Regions from separate parts of the Homo sapiens genome. Here region 1 is linked to region 2. A link is a contact called in ENCODE Hi-C or POLR2A ChIA-PET data. All regions are on one chromosome and are shown on one strand. The core of a region is the stretch at or near the end of the contact, and the rest is flanking DNA. Distances in the headings are between cores, read along the strand shown.

What was found. Hi-C counts contacts between places; a loop is a spot of excess contacts on that map. ChIA-PET counts read pairs that join two places held with the same protein, here RNA polymerase II (POLR2A). Pooled maps may share reads with other maps.
Region 1: a pooled map shows a loop between it and region 2 (3-fold over the local background). The contact joins the promoter of ZNF428 here to the enhancer-like site in region 2. A Hi-C loop is called at or near these places in 1 of 37 single-sample maps with no recorded cell type and 2 of 50 pooled maps. POLR2A ChIA-PET finds 5 or more read pairs at or near these places in 5 of 52 experiments (GM10248, PC-9, Panc1 and 2 more).

What each region holds. Positions count from the first base shown.
Region 1 is chr19:43,618,256-43,620,955 of GRCh38, reverse strand. ZNF428 (zinc finger protein 428) reads left to right here and starts at 1,327. Exons shown (of 3, transcript NM_182498.4): 1 at 1,327-1,398. LOC105372411 (a long non-coding RNA gene) reads right to left here and starts at 1,895. Exons shown (of 4, transcript XR_001753942.2): 1 at 1,324-1,895. RefSeq lists a silencer at 1,274-1,513 and an enhancer at 1,318-1,968.
Region 2 is chr19:43,725,526-43,728,225 of GRCh38, reverse strand. SMG9 (SMG9 nonsense mediated mRNA decay factor) reads left to right here. Exons shown (of 14, transcript NM_019108.4): 14 at 1-243. Among named protein-coding and RNA genes, the nearest start is that of IRGC, 11 kb to the right of the region's middle. Within about 2 kb of position 1,310, at least 5 of the 41 ENCODE cell types and tissues checked have a DNase peak (open chromatin) inside an H3K27ac peak, as active enhancers do.

The sequences.
Region 1 (2,700 bases), core at 78-2,577, 110 kb after region 2:
GAGAGATCAGGAAAAGCCTCTCAGATTGACATCTGTACCAAGATATGAATGGTGAGCACAAGAGTAGGTATTCAAAGGTCAGAGGGAAAAGCATTTTCAGGCGGAGGGAACGGCAAGAGCAGAGGCCCGAGCTGGTAAAGAGTTTGGGGTAAGGTGGAGCTGGACAGAAATGGAGGGAGGAGGAAGTAGGTGGGGTCAGAAAGATAAGCACGGCCAGACCAGGTGTATAGCCCTGAGGCCATGATAAAGATTTTTGGATTTTTTTTTTTTCCTAATGGGATCCCTTTGGGGGAGTTTTAAGCCAGAATGTGACAAAGTCACTTACAGGAAGACTGGAATGTAGCCATAGTTGAACTCTAACATCGTCTATAGAACCATTTCCCGTCTCCAGTTAGGTTCTAGGCATACTAAGCTGCTCTTGCTTCCTCAATCAAAACATGCGCTTCTATTTTTTTTTTTTTTTTTTTGGCCTCTGGGCCTTGGCGCTTGCAGTTCATTCTGCCAGACCCATTCCCATTCTAGTTGGCTCCTATTCGTACTTGGCTTAAGGATCACCACCTCCTGGAAGTCTTTCTAGAACCAGAGGCCGGGGCAAGCGCCTCTTAGGCTCCCACAGCCCCCTGTGTTCCTCACTCCAGGTCTGACCTTCTGGGTAGTAGTTGTCTAATTAGGTGCGTATCTCCTTCGACTGGGGTGCCGTGAGTACAGGAGTATGGTTCACTGCAGAAACCACAGAATCCGCCAGCATGGGGCCTGACACCTAGGAGATCAATAAACCTTTATCCTGGTTGGGAGGGGTCCTGGCCCTCGTGCCCTCTCTCAGGATGCAAACTGATCCCCTACGAAGACAAGGCTACCCACTTCGCGTCAGTCTGCAGTCCCTGCGCGCATGCGCTTTGCTCAGGTTGCCCCCGCCATATGCTAATCACTGCGCTCTGGAGTAAGGCCCCTCCGGGGAATATGCAAATCACTCCTTCCAGTGCGGGAGGCCTTTCATTGTCCCGCGCTAGGATTATGCAAATAAGCAGGCCTCGGGCCCAGGATCCAGTCCGAACTAGCGCCCTCCACCCCCAGCGCATCCCAGTTTTGTAAGGCGCGTTCCTGCCCCGCACACGCACGCGCGAACCCTTCAGCTTCTTGTTCCTTTGGGCCGCGGGCTGTACCAAGTAAACCCAGGCAGCGAGGGGCAAAGCACGGCGCCCCCCGCGCGGGTCTCGTCGACGGCCCGACGCGCATAGCCCCTCTTCCCACAGCGCTACAGGACTAGTCCGTCTCGCCGCGCAAGCGCCCTAGGCTCTTCACGCCCCCTGCGCGCTGTCCTACCCTACTTGCGACGCAGGCGCAGAGGCTGGGCGTGCAGCCGCCGCCGCAGAGCCGGAGCGGGGGCCGCCGGCGCCGGTGAGTGTCCCGGGCAGGGGTGCGCGAGGCATGCCGGGAAGCGGGCGCTACGGCCCCGCTGCATGATGGGAGCGACGACTCCCGTCACCGGGGAGCCGGCGGTCTGGGGCCGTGGTGACCCGAGGGCTTCTTTTTCTCCCCCTACGCGTTTGTGCCGCCCTGGGGCATCCTGGGAGAACCGAGCGCTCCGCCTTGAAGCGCTGTGGGAGTCGGTCCGCTAGTCGTAGGCCTGGTGCATCCTGGGAAAGAGTGTCCCAGATCCTTGTCGAGACCGGTTCCTTTTATCCCACACCTGCCGCTGACCGTCCTGGAGGCTTGGAGCGCTTCCACACGGGGAGTCTGGGAAGGTGGTCGCTATAGGCCTAAGGCATCCTGGGAAGAACTGCCACAACGAATTGTGGGAACTGGCCGTTATTGTCCCGTAGTGGAAGGTTTTGCCCTGGTCTCTTTGCTCGAGCATTGGAACGGGTGCCTATTGTGTTCACGCGGGGCATCTTGGGAATTGACTGCTATAGGCCCAGGGCATTGTGGGGTCTCCAGCACTGTGTTTGCCTTTCAGTTTGGCTGCCATAGGCGTGGTAGGAGTGGGACTTGTGAACCAAGGGATGGCCCTACCTGACGTCTGGAATACTCTGGAAGGGGCCTTGTGTGACGTGGGCTTGGAAAAGTGTAGGCTGATGGGCATTGTCTCCTGGTAACTTCAGGGAATGTCTTGATTGTCCCAGGTGTGTGGTTGCCGTATAAAATATACAATGTCTAGTTAAATTTGAATTTCAGATAAACAATTATATCCAAAAGATACAACCTTTTAGAAAAGTATGTCCCAAATATCACATGGAACATAGCTATATTAATTCTTTGGGCTAGTTGCAGTGATACCAATACTTTGGGAGGCTAAGGCAGGAGGATCGCTTGAGACCAGGAGTTCAAGACCAGCCTGGGCAATATAGTGAGACCCCCGTCTCTACAAAAAAAAAAAAAAAAAAAAAAAGTAAAAATTAAGCCTGGCATGGTGGCGCATACCTGTAGTCCCAGCTGCTCTCCTAGGGGCTAGTAGGGTACCTTGAGCACAGGAGTTTGAGGTTACAGTGAGCTAACCTCCCAACCTGGTTATGGGGGAGTACATGAGTTAAGGCCTGGAAGCCCCTTTCCTACAGATCACCCTACTGCACTCCAGCCTGGGCAACTGAGCGAGACCCTGTCTCTTAAAAAATATAAATAAGTAGGCTGGGCGCGGTGGCTCACGCCTGTAATCCCAGCACTTTGGGAGGCCGAGGCGGGTGGATCACGAGGTCAGGAGAT
Region 2 (2,700 bases), core at 61-2,560:
CCCCATGATGCCGTCCCTCCCGCCAGGCCCCACCTCCAACAGTGGTGACTACAAACTACAAGTTGACATGAGATCTGGTGGGGACACAGATCCAAACCATATCAGTGCCTGACCTATGCTGAGCCTCAATAAATGTTAAATGCCACCATCATCCACAGGTGCCAGGTCTGCATTGGGCACATAGCATTTTGCAATCCTCTAACTTTGCAAATAAATGAGCCAATACATACTCTTTCTCCTTAATGCAAGCGATTGGTCTCTATCACCAGTGACTGAGAAGTGCCGACTGTTAGGGAATGGCAGCTAAAAAGCATTATTTCACTACAAAGTCTAGTTCAGTCATGCGCTGGTACCGGGGGTGACCTCTTTTCCCACTCTGGGCCTCTGCTGGAAGACGAAGGGGAAGGGGTGGGCAGTATCTCAAGGGTCCAGGCTCTCCTTCTCTGCCACCAGTACCCCAGAGCATGTCCCTGACCTTCCAGCTACTGTTGACAGCCATCCAGGATCTGGCTGAGCCCACTCTCCTCAGAGAAGGTGCTGGGGTGGCAGCTTTGGGGGTGGCAAACTCCATCTTGGAGCAGAGGAAGGAGAAACGCCCTGCTGCAGGATCTCGCGAGCCAGCTGGGCATGGCCGGTGGTCAAATGCTCTGATGCAATGATAATGAGGATGTAACGGTCCAGCAGCACCTGCTGGAGGTACTTGTCAGCCTAAAAAGTGGGCGTGCCTATGCCTGGCCGGTCTGATGATGACCGTGGGTGCGGGTAGGGTGTAGGGTCCACAGCCATTTCTATCACAGCCATGCAGGCTGAGTTAGGGTCTTTATTTCGTAGCCTCTCATGATATTGACAGGTCAACTTGCCTGAGCCTGTGCCCTTGGTAGTGCCAGCGTGCAGCCTGCATTCTCCCGTGAACAAAGTGTGGCCTGCAACTTGGCAGCAACTGCTGGCAGATTCCCCATCTTGCGGGCCTCCGTCAGAGCCCTGGCTGCCTCTCACGACAGCATCAGTATCTTGAACTGGCTGAGGGCTGGCTGGGCTGTACTTGCCATGGGTTGCCTGACCCCTAGTTCTCCAGCTTCAGAACGTGGTGACCCTTAGCAGAACAGGGGAGGGAGTATTTTCACCCTGAGTTACCCATTCTCCAATCCCTCTGCATGCCTGTCATAAATGTGTTACAATATACTTGCTGCCTTGGCATCCACTTTTAGGCCTGACATACATTGTTTGAAACTCAACGAAACCTCATCACCTTGGCCTAGTAAAACTTCCCCTTCCCCTTGTGGCTTGCAGTTTAGCCCACTTGTTCCTCATCTCACCAATCCAAAATCCAACAACATCCTACAGTGGCTGACCATGGCCCTATGGGATGGTCAACATCAGAGCGATGTAAATAAGTTCCCCCTTCAAGCGTGTTTTCTTTAAAATAGCCAATCCACAACCACCATGGGAAAGCCTAAGGGAATACAGGCATAGGCCCACAGGTTGTTTTTTTTTTTTTTTTGAGACGGAGTCTAGCTCTGTTGCCCAGGCTGGAGTGCAGTGGCGCAATCTCGGCTCACTGCAACCTCTGGCCTCCCGGGTTCAAGTGATTCTCCAGCCTCAGTCTCCCGAGTAGCTGGGATTACAGGTGCCCGCCACCACCCCTGGCTAATTTTTTGTATTTTTAATAGAGATGGGGTTTCACTATATGTTGGCCATGCTGGTCTCGAACTCTTGACCTCAGGTGATCCACCCACCTTGGCCTCCCAAAGTGCTGGGATTACAGGTGTGAGCCACTGCACACAGCTCTCCATGACTGTTTGACACTATCTTTTGATTCCCTAAAAAATGTTTACAAGAATTTCCGCTAGATAATGCTGAACTGGCTGAACTATGGATATAGATGGATCGTATCTGAAAGATGACAATGGTAAAAACTGTGTAAGATATGTAGTTACCACTTCCTTCGAAGTTGCTGAAGCCGCCCCTTACCTGTGGCTACTTTTTTTTTTTTCTTTTGAGATGGAGTCTTGCTCTGTTGCCCAAGCTGGAGTACAGTGGCGCAATCTCAGCTCACTGCAACCTCTGCCCACTGGATTCAAGCAATTTTCCTGCCTCAGCCTCCCGAGTAGCTGGGATTACAGGCACCCACCACCATGCCCAGCTAATTTTTTTGTATTTTTAGTAGAGACAGGGTTTCGTCATGTTGGCCAGTCTTCCTGAACTCCTGACCTCAAGTAATCTGCCTACCTCGGCCTCCCAAAGTGCTGGGATTACAGGTGTGAGCTGCTGCGCCTGGCCCCTGTGGCTACTTTTGCACGAAAAGCTAAACTCACTGCCCTTGCTGGCCTCCTCGTGAAAGGGCAATCTGTTACTCTATACAGATAGTAGATATGCCTTTGGGGTTGCTCCTGATTTTGGACTGCTATGGAAATGAAGGGGTTTACTCACGTCCACTGGAGGTCAAATTAAAAATGGATCCTATGTACGGGACTTACTGGATGCCATCCAGCTGCCAGCTGCCTTGGCTATTATGGAAACTCCCGGACATTCAAGGTTAACCTCTGCGGAAGCTAGAGGAAACAGTCTTGGCTGATAATGCCGCAAAGGATGCTGCTGTTAAAGGTTCGGTTCCTCAAATCTCTCTTGAGGCCCAGCTAAAAGAGCCACCAAAAGGTGATCTAAAAATGATTACCAAAGATGCACAAAATTGGGCACCAG